Regions from separate parts of the Homo sapiens genome. Here all the other regions are linked to region 5. The links are chromatin contacts, found by Hi-C or POLR2A ChIA-PET in ENCODE. All regions are on one chromosome and are shown on one strand. The core of a region is the stretch at or near the end of the contact, and the rest is flanking DNA. Distances in the headings are between cores, read along the strand shown. Region 1 overlaps THAP4 (THAP domain containing 4). Region 2 holds the start of LINC01237 (long intergenic non-protein coding RNA 1237). Region 3 holds the start of ING5 (inhibitor of growth family member 5). Region 4 has its middle 24 kb from the start of ACKR3. Region 5 holds the start of HDAC4-AS1 (HDAC4 antisense RNA 1).

Region 1 (2,700 bases), core at 20-2,519, 2.2 Mb before region 5:
CTACAGGCACCCGCCACCACGCCCGGCTAGTTTTTTATATTTTTAGTAGAGATGGGATTTCACCATGTTGGCCAGGCTGGTCTCGAACTCCTGACCTCAGATGATCCACCCGCCTTGGCCTCCCAAAGTGCTGGGATTATAGGCGTGAGCCACTGCGTCCAGCCGGCAGCACCCCTTTCTTTCGGAGTGGCGCATTACTTCTCTATGGCGGGTGGTGGGTAACCCTGCATGGAGGCCAGCCTGGGCCTTCAGCACCTGGGCGAACACCTGGGGTGTCCTGGGCAGACGCGTGGGGTGCCCTGGGCCTGCTGTTTGCAGGAGCTCCCTGTGGCAGAGCGGGGGCCAGAAGAGCCTCCAGGCTTCCCAAGTCCAGGGCTCCCCACTCCGCCCCAGGCCTCTGAGCCAGGCCAGACCCTGAGGCTTCTCAGGGGCCACCCCCCCAGCTCCCAGAGGCCCCTCCTGTCCTCCAGCGAGGCACTGACCCACCACTTCTCACAGCATCCGTATGTGTGTTTTGGTGGCTGTGGGTTGTATCTGTGACCTATTTTCCCTCAAAATCAAGTTCAGGGAAAAGGTTTTTTCGTTATTTTTGTTTTTTTTAATTCTTGGGAGGGAAGGTGATAATATTGTTACTTACCTGAGAGTCCCCCTCGGAGACCCCCAGAAGCTGGTTTTAAGGGAAGAAAGAGTAAGATCCCTTTCTGTGTCTCTGTCTCTGGCCCCGTCTCTGGCCCCATCCCCGTGTCTCTCTGGCCCTGTCTCTCTGTCTCTGTGTCTCTGTCCCCGTCCCGTCTCTCGCTGTCCCTGGCTCTGTCCGTCTTTCTTCCCCATTTAAGGAGCGCCTCCTCTCCGGTCCCCTCTGAGGAGCGCTGGATGGAGGACAGGGCCTCCCGGAGAGGACTCCACGGTGGGTGGTGGGAGGGAAAGACCAGGGGGAGGCAGAGGCTGCCGGTGAGAGGCGTCTGCCAAGTAGATGAGGGGCCGGGAGAAGACCCCGTGGCTGGGGAAGCAGGAGTGGGGAGGGCGGGGCCTCCGGGCCGAGGGGCGCGGTCGCTGTGGTCTGTGGAGGGGCTGGCGAGGCTCCCGCCTCTGCTCTTGCTGGAGCTCTTGAGTGAGCCCTGTGACGCCTGCTAGGTGAGGTGGCAGCCAGTGAGCGCGCCCCACCGCCCAGCGCCGCCCAGCCTCCGCCCTGACTCCTCTGCCGCTCCCCAAACAGGGCGCGGTGGCGTGACCCTGGCGCTGGGGGGCGAGCGCGGCCCTCCCGGTCCCGCAGGCGCAAGAGAGGGCGGAGATGCGGCGCCTGAGGCGGGGCTGCGCTTCCGGGGCGGGGCCGGCGGAGGCTGGAGGGGGCCGCCCGGGAGCAGAGGCAGGACTTGCGGCGCGTGCCCCTCACCCTAGCCCGGGGCTGTCCTGCCTCGTGGGGAGTGTGAAGGCCATGCCCGGCGCCGCGGCCCTGGTGCCCCTGTTCCACTGGGACCCTGGGGGGCGCCGCCAGGCCCCTTGGCCTCTTCCTCGGGGCCCTCGGGACCCAGGGGCCGGTGGTGGCCGTGCCGGGGACTCGGGCGTGAGGGGTGGAGATCGCGGCCCCGGTGCAGCAGCTCAGAACCTGGACTCTGGATCGCTGCTCCCCAGCGCCCGGGGTGCCGCTTCCCACAGGGTTCAGCTCCCATGCAGGCTGCGCTCACCAGTGGAAGTGGGTCCACCCGGTCCCAGGAGAGCCAGAGCCCCGTGGCAGTCGCTGTGGGGTGTGCTCCGCACAGGCCAGAGAGCCGGCCCAAAAACCTGAGGTTTGCAAAGCCTCTTTCTTTCTTTTTTTTTTTTTGAGAAAACGTCTCTGTCGCCCAGGCTGGAGAGCAGTGACACGACCTCGGCTCACTGCAACCTCCGCCTCCCGGGTTCAAGCAATTCTTGTACCTCAGCCTCCCGAGTAACTGGGATTACAGGCGTGTGCCACCACGCCCGGCTAATTTTTGTATTTTTAATAGAGACAGCGTTTCACCACGTTGGCCACGCTGGTCTCAAACTCCTGACCTGAGGTGATCTGCCCGTCTCGGCATCCCAAAGTGCTGGGATTACAGGTTCAGTGAGCCATTGCGCCCGGCCCAAAGCCTCTTTCTTTTCAGTGCTGAGCTGGATAAAGTCTACCAAACTGAAAGGTCTCCAAGGCTATAGCTGGCTGTCTGAGAAATTATGGTGTTTGTTTAGCCCATCTTAGGACTTGGGCTATCCCAGGTGACTGAGTTTTGCTGTTTCACACCTCCCAAGGTTCTTCTCATTCTTCCTTTTCTCCATTAATGGTAACTTGTCTTCTCAATTGCTCAGGCCAGAAACCTCCGTTACCATCTTTTCTTACGTGTTTCACATCCAAACCATCAGCACATCCGGGTGGCTCTGCCTTCAAGATAGATCCAGAAGCTAGGTCCTTTCCACTGCCTCCACCACGGCCACCTGGCCCAGGCCACCCTCCTCTGCCACAAGGGTTTTTGCCATTGCCCTCCCTGGCTTCCTGTGGTTGCAGTCAGAGACCTCGTCCCTCCCACTCAGCCTTCTCGAGGGCTTCTGTCTGCTCAGAGTCAAGGTCACGGCCCTTCCGAGGGGTGAGGATCTCCTTCCCCTGGCCACACTGGCCTCCTGTTCCTCTCCAGCAAGACCAGGCCTACGTACCCAGGACCTCCGTCTCTGGCACTTCCACCTGGTCTG
Region 2 (2,700 bases), core at 2-2,501, 2.5 Mb before region 5:
AACGCCTCACTGAGATCTGCCAAACTTCTGGTGCCGACTGTGACCTGGCCGCGCCTGCGGGGGGCAGAGGAGAGAAGGAGACTGGGGGTGAGGTCCACGTGTCCCAGGCAGGGGGACAGAGGCCAGAAGAAAGTGGCTGCGGGTGAGATCCACATGTCCCAGCCAGGGACGGAGAGGAGGGAGAACCGGACAGCAGCATCTGCTTCCAGCCACGTCACGTGTTTGGAGAGGCGGTGTCACCTCAGTGTGAGGAATGGCCACTCAGGACACGTCTGGACTTCCTCCCAGCCACCTCTCACCAGGGATCAGAATCCCGGCCCCGGGGACCCTCGACCCATAAACATCTTGGGCCTACAGCACCACCAAGCACGCCACAGCCTTGGCCTGGGGCTGCTTCAGAGACACCGCACGGAGGGCTTCTCACTTCCCCAGCCAGGAGCCACCCACGCTGCACCCGGGGAGGCCCCAGTTGCATCTGTCCCACCTTTCAGACCGAGCCAGCCAGAGGCGCCCAGAAAGACTATGCCAGGCCTCAGCTGTGTTGAAACCCAGGTTGGGGACAGTGGCAGGACCTGTGCCAGCGTCTGCCCTTGCTCCTGGCTGGATTCAGTTACTTGGCTGGGCCCCAGTGAAGGCGCAGAGGGCACCACCACCTGCACAGGAAGGGAAGGAAGCCCACAGCAGAGCCAGCACACGTGTGGCCACGCCCCGGCCCAGCCCCCCCTCACACGTGGCCACACCCCCTGCCCAGCCCCCTTACATGTGGCCACACCTCCGATCAGCCCCCTTCCACACGTGGTCACGCCCCCTGTTCAGCCTCCTCGCACATGACCACGCCCCCGTCCAGCCCCCGCACACAGGGCCACTCCTCTAGCCCAGCCCCTCACACGCGTGACCACGCCCCTTAGTCTCCTCGCTCGTGGCCACGCCCCCTGCACGGCCCCCTCGCGCGTGGCCACACCCCTGTCCAGCCACACACACACACACACACACACACACACACACACACACACACACACGCTGGGCCACGCCCCTACCCAGCCCCCTCACACGTATGGGCACGCCCCTGCTCAGCGCCCTCACACGCATGGCCACCCCCCGTCCAGCCCCTTAACGCGTGCTGCCCCGTGCCCACCTACAGCGGCCTCCTCCGCACCAGGGCTGACCCAGTGTGGGGTCCAGGTGGGCTCTGGTAGGCCCCCGGGCAGAGCTGTGCCCCGCGTCACTGAGGATGCACAGAGAAAAAGGAAGGGGCGGAGGAAGCGGAAACCCGAGCAGCGCTGCCTGGGCGTGGCAAGCCCGCTAGTTTTCCCGCCCGCTCATCTGCTTTCCCTCCCTCCATAATAAGTGTGGCACCTGGAGTGTGTGACTTTCATGATTTTCTTTTAGGAGAAACATAACGCAGTCCTCTGTCCCGCCCCTCCTGCAGGGAATGGTCATGGGGGCGTAGTTAACCCCATGCGTGCGGAGGTACACCTTGGAGCCCAGCGCCGACACAGGTCAGGAGAGTGTTAGCCACTGCTGAATGACTCCTGTTGTGTGCAAAATTGTTTTGACTTTTAAAGACTACACACAACCCATTCTGCCATTATTTAGGGTGAATTATACTGCTGGGTCACAAGAAGAAGACGTGGCTCCTCTTGATGCTGAGGGAGGCCTGGAAGTCATTGCTGGGAGCTTGGGAAGAGGGCTCCCCGAGGCAGAGCCTCCCAGGGGACAGAGGCGGCCCAGCGATGACCTGGGAGGTGAGCACAGGTGTGCGGGGCCCCTCGGGGCCCACCATAAGGCCCCACAGCAGGCCCTAACCTCCCCCATGTGTCCTAAGGCAGTTCCATTTGCATTGGCAATGGTCATTTCACTACTTCTGACCTGGAAGCGAGGTATATGTTTGGAGGTGACACGAGGCTCCCAAAGGGGTGCTATAGGGCGCCTTTTCTTATTTTATAAAACTTACATCGAAATGAGCCGCACCCTGAGGGGCAGCCCACCTGCTCACCCCTGGAGGGACTCTCCCAGGGCTGAGGGTCTTCCCCAGATGCTTCACCCGGGCTCCTCCAAGTGTGGGGTGGCCTTCAGTCTGCTGCGAAGAGGATGTGGGGTGTCTGGCAGCCACTCTGCTCTGGATTTGCGGGAACCTCTGCTGCCTCCCTGGTGCCCCTTGATTGGCGCTGGGTCTAGGAACCCCCTCTGGGTTGGAACTGGACTTGAAAAGGTCATTTTCTGCCTGCACCCACCAAGGCCACCTGGGGCTGTGGAGCCAGGAAACCCCTGTCACTCTCCTCAGATGCTGGCCCGAGGGCACCCTCAGTCTCCCTGAGTCCAAATCACCTTTTCTTCCCAAATGACCCAGCAGCCTAGGCCAGCCCCAGCTGGAAAGACTGCTCCCCTCTCTCCTCCGCTCTGCTCCCCTGCCCTCTCTTCCCCTCCCCTCCCTTCCTTTCTTCTGCTGGCGGAAGTCCTGTGCCAATCCCACATCCACATCCGTCACTGCACTCCTGGATCACACCTGGACAGACACAGAACTAGTCCTGGGAGTGATCCCAGGGCCAGGACCCTAGTAATGAGTTATCTAAATGTCTCTGGGTGTCTGGAATTGGTTCTCTGCTCCAACTAGCTTTAAAGGCATTCACGCTCTGTTCCCAGGGGTACCAGGGTGCTAGCTGCCCACAGGAGTAGCATACAGGCACTCAGATTGCCACC
Region 3 (2,700 bases), core at 189-2,688, 2.3 Mb before region 5:
TCCCCACAGTCTGCCAGGAGGACCCCCGTGCTGCTTTCGCGTCTGCTTTGTTACCCCCTAGACCAGGCCAACCTCCGCCCCCTGCACAGCTGACACAGGCTCCTAAGGGGGGCTGCCTCCTCCAGTCTTGGCCACCCTCCCATCTGCTGTTCACAGTTACCAGGCAATCATTTTAAACCTAACTCTATCTTATGCATCTGATGCTTCCAGCCCCAGTGTTTTCCCAGCTCCCCTAGAGGACAGAGGCACAGCCTCCCGGCTGGCACAGCCTCCCAGACACACACAAAGTCAACCCTCCTTGGGAGGCCAGCCCACTGGCTGGGCACCAGGATAGAGAAGGCCTCCCCTCCAGCGTGCTCCCCAGCTTGACTCTTCTACCCAGGGAACCCCCCACTACTCAGACCCCCAAGAGACAGCGGAGCACATGGGCAGAATCGGGCGTCCCTCTAGGGCAGCGGTCTCCAGCTCCAGGCCACGGCTCACTCGCCACTGTCTCAGCCCCTGGGCGGGTGCCAGGCCGAAGACCATGAGGATCCCCAGTGCAGCGCCCCCACAAGGGCCCTCCAGAGCCACCCGGCACAACCCCAAACACCGCGACCCCAAAGCTGTGCCCATCCCGGGCCGACGTCAGGGGTCCCGCGTGGGGTCTGCCCCTCTACGAGCGGGAGACCCTGAGCAGGCTGCTCGGCAGCGCTGGACCTTCCCTGGTGTGTAAAGTGAGGGAAAGCACCGTCCGCTCAGCCGCTGGGGGCGCCGACCTGCTGCCACCTGGAAACAGCACAGCCCGCCCACCAGGGCCGACTCGGCACCGCCCTCCCCGCCTCCGCGCCGCAGTCCCCAGTGCCGGGGAGAGACGCCCCGCGGCCCGCACGCCCTCCCCAGCCGCGGTCACACAAGAGGCCGGCGCACACGGGCGCACAGCCAGGCGGAGGCCCAGACCCCGGAGCCCCCAAGGCCCGGAGCCCCGCAGCGGGCGCCAGCTCCTCCTGCAGACGGGACAGGGACGGGCGGGACCTGGCGGGGCCGGGGCCGGAGCTGGGGGCGGAGATGAGGCGGGGCCTGGGTAGGGGCGGGACCTAATATGTGGGCGGGGTCGAGGCCGCAAGCCCCGCCCAGCATCGCCAGGCCCCGCCCCGCCGTGACGCACCTGGAATTGGCGCGACCCAGCCGGCGGGACCCCCCGCGCCCGCCCCCCGCGCCCTCCCCTCCCTTGCGGCCCTGCCCCGCCCCGTCCGCGCGCCCCCCGTCGCGCCCGGCCGCGCCCGCCGCCCTCCCGAGCCCACGGGGTCTGCATGCGGTGCCCGGCGCGCGGGGGGCTGCGGCACGGAGGACTCCGCGTGGGCGGCGGGCGCGGGGCCCGTGGGGCGCGCTTACTGTCCAGATAGTGCTCCAAGTACATGGCGGTCGCCATCTTCGTCCGCGGCCGCGCTCGGGGTCTGCGCGGGCGGGCGGTGCCGCGGGAGGCGGGGGCGGGGCGGTGCCAGCGCGCTCACTATTCATGAGTCGCGCGCGCTGATTGGTCGCGCCCGGGGGCGGGGTCGGACACGCCTTTCAGCTTCCGGCGGGCGGCGGGCTGCGGGGCCCGGGCGGAGGTTGTGGCAGCGGCGTCGGGCAGCGAGCAGGACCCAGGGCCGCAGCGGATCGGAGGCCGAGGAGGAGCAGGGGTTCCCGGCCCCACCGCCCGGCGTGCGGCCCAGGGCACCCAGGTGGGCGTCTCCCCTCCGCACCTGTCAGCGACCCCTGGGCCACCAAACGCAAACACGTGGTCCCGGGGACCTCACGCCCGTCCTGACGGCGCCCACGCGACCCCTGCTCCCGGCCGGGTCCCGGACAGGCCGCCACGAGGCCCTCCCTTCCCGAAGGCTCCTTGGGACCTGTCTGGCTCAGCGCCTTTCCCCCGGACCCCGAGCCCCCGGGGCCTCAGCCCGGCCTGAGCCGAGGGCCGGCACCGCGTGGCCCGGGCGAGCTGCCCCTCCCTCAGGGCCTGGGCCCTGGCGCCCTTCCCCCGCCAACGCCGCCCCTTCCCTCCGAGGAAAGCGGCCGCCCCGCCCAGCACCAGTGAGGGCACTGGCTCCTTTGCTGCCACCTCTCGAGGCAGGCAGGACCCGCACCATCTGGATGCCTTGGCCGAAAAGGCACGTGCGGCAGTATGATATAGTTAATAAGATGGCGTGCAAAGGTGTGCCGTAAGATGCATGCAAAAATACTGGAGAAGGCCGGCGCGCTGGCGCACGCCTGTAATCCCATCACTTTGGGAGGCCGAGGCGGGCGGATCACTTGAGGGCAGGAATTTGAGACCAGCCTGGCCAACGTGTTGAAACCCCGACTCTACTAAAAATACAAAAAAAAAAAAAAATTAGCCAAGCGTGGTGGCGCACGCCTGTAGTCCCAGCTACTCCGGAGGCTGAGCCCGGGAGGCGGAGGTTGTAGTGAGCTGAGATCGCGTCTGCACTCCAGCCTGGGCGACAGAGCAAGACTCTGTCTTCAAAAAAAAAAAAGAAAATTTTAAGAAAAAAAAAATACTGGAGAAACATAATTAAAATATGTTTCAGACTCGGCACGGTGGCTCACGCCTGTAATCCCAACACTTTGGGAGGCCGAGGCGGGCGGATCACTTGAGGGCAGGAATTTGAGACCAGCCTGGCCAACGTGGCGAAATCATGTCTCTACTAAAAATACAAAAATTACCCGGGCGTGGTG
Region 4 (2,700 bases), core at 26-2,525, 2.9 Mb after region 5:
TAGCTCTCTATAAAGAGGCTCTGGGCAACTTTTATTTCCTTCTTCACACTGTACTAGGTTTTCTGCAGTTTCTAGAATCATTATTGCTGAGGTCTCACAACCACCTGTCATCATGACAATGTGTGTCTATGGACAGGGGTGATGGATGCCATCTAAGACAGGTGGAATAAGAAGTCTCCACCAACCTCCAACTCTCTGACTCTAGAGTCAATGCTGCTGAAGCCCGACAAGAGAGGATGTACTGTTCAGGGGAAGACAAAAGTCACAGGGCCAATGCTGCATTGATTTACAGTGGGAACAACCACCTCCAAGGCCAGCCCCTTTCTCTCCCTGTAGGCAGCTCTTAGAGAGAAGCCAAAACATAGTGAGAACATGCTTTCACTGGGGTGGATTCAGAGCAAAGGAAGTGGGCTAAGTGAGCCTCCTGCATAACGGTCACAGGAAACACAGCCTCCTTGCCCTTCCTGCCAGTGGGCTGGGTCGCCCAGTCCCCTGAACGAGGCTCCCCATCCCCAGGCAGGGTCTGGATGGCACTGCCCACATCTGTTTGCCTCTGGTGCTCTGCGCACTCTCTGCTGCCCAGGTTCTCCAACCCTCTCTTCCTGTAGTGAGTAAAGCTTCAGGCAGGAGGGTGGTCACGTCTGGCAGGCCTGAGCGCCCTCTCCACGGTGACTGGCTGTCTGCTCATCTTTGGATGTTACAATTTAAATCTCAGAGCACACTCTGATACCTGTAAATTTAATTTATCATTATAACCACCAAAAACTGACAACAAATTTTATTAAATTTATAGTGGAAAAGTATCTATGTAGTAAAAATCACAATGTGAACTAGCCCTGCCCTTGTGGAGAGAGATGGACTCAGAGAGACAGAGGGGGAACTTCATTGATCACTGAAGTCAAGAGGTGTGTGTCAGTGAGTGGGCCCTGAGAAGCCGTCCTTCCAGAAGGAGGCCTCAAAGAGGTCCTTTTCCCCCAGGGGCACACCTGTCATCAAAGTACCCATTGTGCCTACAACGATGTAAAAAATCATCTTCCTATCACAAATTCAACAAACTTAGCTAATTATCTAGCTTCTCCTGGGACCAAGAATCGTTAGAAAGAAAATTCTGGTACGGGAGCAAAACATCGCATCGTTGGTGCTTCACAACTCACAAAACGTGGTCCTGTATTTTCTCCAGGAATACATGCAATGAGTCTCTGAAAAGGAAGCAAAACTTACAGTGGTGAAACGTGGCCCCTCCTTTGTAGTCGTGCTGAGAAACAGAGAACAGCTGTCCACAACTTCATTTCCTTTCTCGCAGACTTTAAAGTTGGGGCTTTTCAATTCTCATTACGCCGTATGTTTTCGGTGTGTGAAATTCAACAATGATACACTAAACCAGGCAAATAATTTAATAAATAAACATGACTTCTCTTTCTAATAATATAAATTTATTTGGCTTGGAAAACACAGTGAGCTCTCCCCATAAGAACTGTAAAGTATATTCCCAGGGGTTTTATTTTACATCCCCAGATAGAAGAGATTCCGTGTCATATACCATGAAATCGTAGTGTTTCATAACCAAGTTGTAAAGTGCAGCACTGAAAGTTGATTTTGTCCGTCTGCCACACTTTTATTGACGATTTGATACACTCATTCTTCCCCGGAGCCCTAATATTTTGTGCACTCTTCTTGCCATACCTTGAACATCATCGTCTAAACATTGATTGGCTGCCTGTGGCACTCTGGCTCCCAGATCCTGGGGTGTAGCATGTGTCTTTCCTACAGACATCTGCACAAATGCGGAAGAAATGTCAAATAGAAACCCTGAGTTTCTACGTGATGTGACTTTGAGACGGTAAATGAAGCGGAAAGCCTGGGTGTTGTCTTCTTAGGCAGGGTGACAGAAGGAGGGCTCTGGATCCCAGCAGAGGGGGCATTTCAGACCCGTGAGTGAGCCCACCAGGCACGAACTCTCAAACTCCCTTGGGCGACAGAGCCCCTGGAAGTCAGGGCGTTTGTCTCACATCCTTCAGTTGCTAGAAACAGAAGCCCTCCCAGCCACATGGAAGCTTCTAAAGATGACGAAGGCACAGAAAGGACCCGGGGTGTCCCACAGAATCCAAGGGCAGTGAAGGCGAATACCCTGAGTGACTATAGTGAACAAGCATGCCCGGCAGCCCCAAGATATCAGGCTCCTTGGGGGCCATGTGTCTTCCCCACCTCTGCTCTGCCCTGGTTGCCAGCCACCACCTGTGGACCAGAGTTCTCCTCTTTGGAGTGAAAACTAGTGGCCTGAGTTTTCTACAAATATATCCAAGTGTCCCCAATTAAAAGCAAACCAACAAACTCCATATTCTGTCTTCTATATTATGTTATACTTTCTAAGATTCTAAAACAATTGCCTGCACTCCGTGTCTCTACTTTCTCCCAAATCTAGCCCACATCTCTCTCCCAAGCACAAAACCTGGTACCTCGAATTCCTGGTCTGAGCCAGTCATTATCCCCCTGACCCCACTTTTCCTTTTATTCCCTCAGCTCGGTTACAAGACCACCATCCATCCAGGGGCTCAGCCCAGAATCCCGGGGACCGTCTTCATTCTGCCTTCGTCTTCAACATCTGCTCGTCCCTATTCCCATCGACTCAGGCCTTCAGGCATCTCTCCAGCCTGCCCTGAGCTCTCCAACCCAAGCTACGAGCCCTCAGCCTTGCAGGGC
Region 5 (2,700 bases), core at 55-2,554:
AGCATTAGATCCCAGAGCTCGTTTCACGTGACTTTTTGCGCAGGCACTTCTCTTTGTACGTGAAAAACTAACTTTGGTAGACTTACAGGCAGGTTTTAATATTTTCTCGTGATTGTATGTTTTTGAGAATCCTGTCAAATGATACTGAATCTTATCTAGATGTTAGCTAGCTACAGACCCTGTTTCATTCTACATGAAAATTAGATAGTGCACCGTTTCCATCAGCAGCCAAGTCTCCAAAACCCCGTAATTGCTCTCCTTTTCTTCAGCTGTATCTTGTTTTAAAGTTCTCTAATTCACCATTCCTTTCCTTCTAAGTTTAGCCTAAGCATTTCTTGCAATGACCAAAGTTTTCTAATTATTAATGAGATATTTAAGGAAATGTAAAATTGGCATTTTTATTTTGCTAACTGTATTTTTATCCACATAACTAGTTTCCCCCACCAAGAATCACAGGTCGAGAATGCTGTAAAAACGGATCCTTTCTCAGCTCCTAAAAGGAATGGCCTACAATCGAAGCGAACGCGCATCTCCGCCAGGTCCGCAACCACAGGCCCACGCCGTCGGGCCCCACGAACCGGCGCGCGCTGTCAAAGGCGCTTCCTCCCTGGAACGCGGGATTCCGGGGACAGTGTGTGCACTCAAGTTGAAAAGTTGTCATACTCCTGTTGGAAAGAAACGGAAACATCACCACCAGGAGGGTGGCCACTGAAGACCCTCGCCGACACCTGCTGGCAACCAAAGGCGCTTCCGGGGATCTACGGGCCGACCTGTAACTCAACACAAGCCTCCCAAGCCCTGCGGCCTTAAAACAACGCCCACCCGGGCGGTGCGCCGTTCCCGCCACCTCCACGCCTGCCTGGACCCGGACTCGAGACCCTGGCGGCGGGCCGGGCTCCCTCCGCCTGAGCAGGGACGCGGCGAGCGCATCCCACGACCCTCGGCAGCCGTTGCAGGCCTGGCGGACCTACACCCCACACCCTCACGGCCGCGTTCCCGCCGCGGGGCAGGGCGAGGCCCACGGCGCCTGCGCACTCAGTGACCGGGCCGCCCTGCGCCTCCGTGCGCACGCAGCACCACGTGACCCACTGCCAGTATCCAAGATGGACGCCGCGGCGAGGCCTGGCCGGCTCCCCGCGTTAGCCTGCACCCCATTGTGTGCCCTCTAAGCGCGAATTAGGCTCGCAGACATGCGGTGCTGACCGCTAGGCAGCCATGCGGGCTACCGAGTGCGACCGGACACGGCCGGGGCCCGTGTTTACGGCCACTACTGGCCCCCGGTCCCTGCGCCTCCTCAACCGCGAAGCACCCAGCGGCTGGCGCCTGGAGCGTCTTTTGGTACGCCCCACCCTCTAGAATTGGCAGCTCCAGCAGCCAATGAGGTCCAGGACGCGTGCGGGGAGGCGGGCAGGGGTGGAGCCTCTCTGCCGCTCATAGGGCATCCGGCCCCGCGGTTGAGCAGCCGCTGGGCGAGGGGTGGGAGCAGACGGGCTGTGCGCAGGTTTCAGCGGGCCAATGGAAGGCCGGCCAGGCGCCCGGGGCGGGCGGGCGGGAGGCGGGGCCGAGCCGTAATTGACGAGCTCTTCATTAGAAACCAGGCGGGAGGGCGGGGCCCGCAAGGGGAGGTGACGCAAGGCTGCCGCAGCCAATGGTTGGCGAGCCGCCGGCTGGCTGGGCGGGGCCGGGCCGGCTGACGGGCGTGCGGGGTGGCCTATCGCCGCCTGGCTCGACGCTGGAGTGGGGAGAAGCATCATGGTTCAACGTGGGTCAATTTTTTGTGAATGAGGAGGGGAGGTTGTGGGGCCGCCGCCGCGGAGCACCGTCCCCGCCGCCGCCCGAGCCCGAGCCCGAGCCCGCGCACCCGCCCGCGCCGCCGCCGCCGCCGCCCGAACAGCCTCCCAGCCTGGGCCCCCGGCGGCGCCGTGGCCGCGTCCCGGCTGTCGCCGCCCGAGCCCGAGCCCGCGCGCCGGCGGGTGGCGGCGCAGGCTGAGGAGATGCGGCGCGGAGCGCCGGAGCAGGGCTAGAGCCGGCCGCCGCCGCCCGCCGCGGTAAGCGCAGCCCCGGCCCGGCGCCCGCGGGCCATTGTCCGCCGCCCGCCCCGCGCCCCGCGCAGCCTGCAGGCCTTGGAGCCCGCGGCAGGTGGACGCCGCCGGTCCACACCCGCCCCGCGCGCGGCCGTGGGAGGCGGGGGCCAGCGCTGGCCGCGCGCCGTGGGACCCGCCGGTCCCCAGGGCCGCCCGGCCCCTTCTGGACCTTTCCACCCGCGCCGCGAGGCGGCTTCGCCCGCCGGGGCGGGGGCGCGGGGGTGGGCACGGCAGGCAGCGGCGCCGTCTCCCGGTGCGGGGCCCGCGCCCCCCGAGCAGGTGGGCTCCGGGCCGCCGGGAGTGAGGGCGGGGGCGGGCGGGCGCCGGGGCCGGCCGGGCGCCGTTTATGTAACTTTGTCAAATGCTGTGAGTTTGCAGAAAAACGTCCCTGCCGGGGGTCCGCGGCCCCGCGCTTGTCGTCGCCGCTGCGAGCGCCCGGGGGGTCGCGGGAGGGCGGGGGGCTGCCCGGGACCCGCTCGGCTCAGCCCGCAGGGCGCCAGCAGGCCGAGACGGGGCCCGGTCCCGCTCGGGGGTGGGATCCGCGTTTGCCGGCGTTGCGAAAACACACCACGGAATCATAAGCAAATTATCTCGTATTTACATTGAGCGTTGAATT

What was found. Hi-C counts contacts between places; a loop is a spot of excess contacts on that map. ChIA-PET counts read pairs that join two places held with the same protein, here RNA polymerase II (POLR2A). Pooled maps may share reads with other maps.
Region 1: a loop to region 5 is called in a pooled map, with 6 times the contacts of the local background. The contact joins the enhancer-like site here to the promoter of HDAC4-AS1 in region 5. A Hi-C loop is called at or near these places in 3 of 50 pooled maps. POLR2A ChIA-PET finds 5 or more read pairs at or near these places in 2 of 52 experiments (activated CD4-positive, alpha-beta T cell and activated naive CD4-positive, alpha-beta T cell).
Region 2: a pooled map shows a loop between it and region 5 (18-fold over the local background). The contact joins the promoter of LINC01237 here to the promoter of HDAC4-AS1 in region 5. A Hi-C loop is called at or near these places in 2 of 37 single-sample maps with no recorded cell type and 7 of 50 pooled maps.
Region 3: a loop to region 5 is called in a pooled map, with 13 times the contacts of the local background. The contact joins the promoter of ING5 here to the promoter of HDAC4-AS1 in region 5. A Hi-C loop is called at or near these places in 1 of 37 single-sample maps with no recorded cell type and 6 of 50 pooled maps. POLR2A ChIA-PET finds 5 or more read pairs at or near these places in 1 of 52 experiments (HEK293).
Region 4: a map of CD8-positive, alpha-beta T cell shows a loop between it and region 5 (18-fold over the local background). The contact joins the enhancer-like site here to the promoter of HDAC4-AS1 in region 5. A Hi-C loop is called at or near these places in 1 of 168 maps with a recorded cell type or tissue (CD8-positive, alpha-beta T cell), 2 of 37 single-sample maps with no recorded cell type and 5 of 50 pooled maps. POLR2A ChIA-PET finds 5 or more read pairs at or near these places in 1 of 52 experiments (T-cell).

What each region holds. Positions count from the first base shown.
Region 1 is chr2:241,608,905-241,611,604 of GRCh38, reverse strand. The region is part of intron 2 of THAP4 (THAP domain containing 4); the gene reads left to right. Among named protein-coding and RNA genes, the nearest start is that of THAP4, 27 kb to the left of the region's middle. RefSeq lists enhancers at 326-846, 1,063-1,563, 1,564-2,065 and a silencer at 1,044-1,613. Within about 2 kb of position 1,269, at least 21 of the 41 ENCODE cell types and tissues checked have a DNase peak (open chromatin) inside an H3K27ac peak, as active enhancers do.
Region 2 is chr2:241,879,914-241,882,613 of GRCh38, reverse strand. LINC01237 (long intergenic non-protein coding RNA 1237) reads right to left here and starts at 1,251. Exons shown (of 4, transcript NR_110220.1): 1 at 1,136-1,251; 2 at 1-54. It overlaps LOC105373978 (a long non-coding RNA gene), which reads left to right and starts at 1,287. Exons shown (of 3, transcript XR_924077.3): 1 at 1,287-1,499; 2 at 1,597-1,745. RefSeq lists an enhancer at 1,231-1,821.
Region 3 is chr2:241,700,777-241,703,476 of GRCh38, reverse strand. It overlaps ING5 (inhibitor of growth family member 5), which reads right to left and starts at 1,438. Exons shown (of 8, transcript NM_032329.6): 1 at 1,375-1,438. The coding sequence starts at 1,411. RefSeq lists enhancers at 320-949, 1,188-2,020 and silencers at 675-1,234, 1,419-1,582, 1,325-2,144.
Region 4 is chr2:236,544,531-236,547,230 of GRCh38, reverse strand. It overlaps a transcript of ACKR3 not described here. Among named protein-coding and RNA genes, the nearest start is that of ACKR3, 24 kb to the left of the region's middle. RefSeq lists enhancers at 809-858, 1,979-2,108. Within about 2 kb of position 1,275, at least 7 of the 41 ENCODE cell types and tissues checked have a DNase peak (open chromatin) inside an H3K27ac peak, as active enhancers do; they include CD8-positive, alpha-beta T cell, where a contact is called at or near this core.
Region 5 is chr2:239,400,040-239,402,739 of GRCh38, reverse strand. It overlaps HDAC4-AS1 (HDAC4 antisense RNA 1), which reads right to left and starts at 1,304. Exons shown (of 2, transcript NR_135575.1): 1 at 1,204-1,304; 2 at 383-665. It overlaps HDAC4 (histone deacetylase 4), which reads left to right and starts at 1,720. Exons shown (of 27, transcript NM_001378414.1): 1 at 1,720-1,762. RefSeq lists an enhancer at 512-641 and silencers at 772-1,041, 1,312-1,431, 1,452-1,891, 1,902-2,071.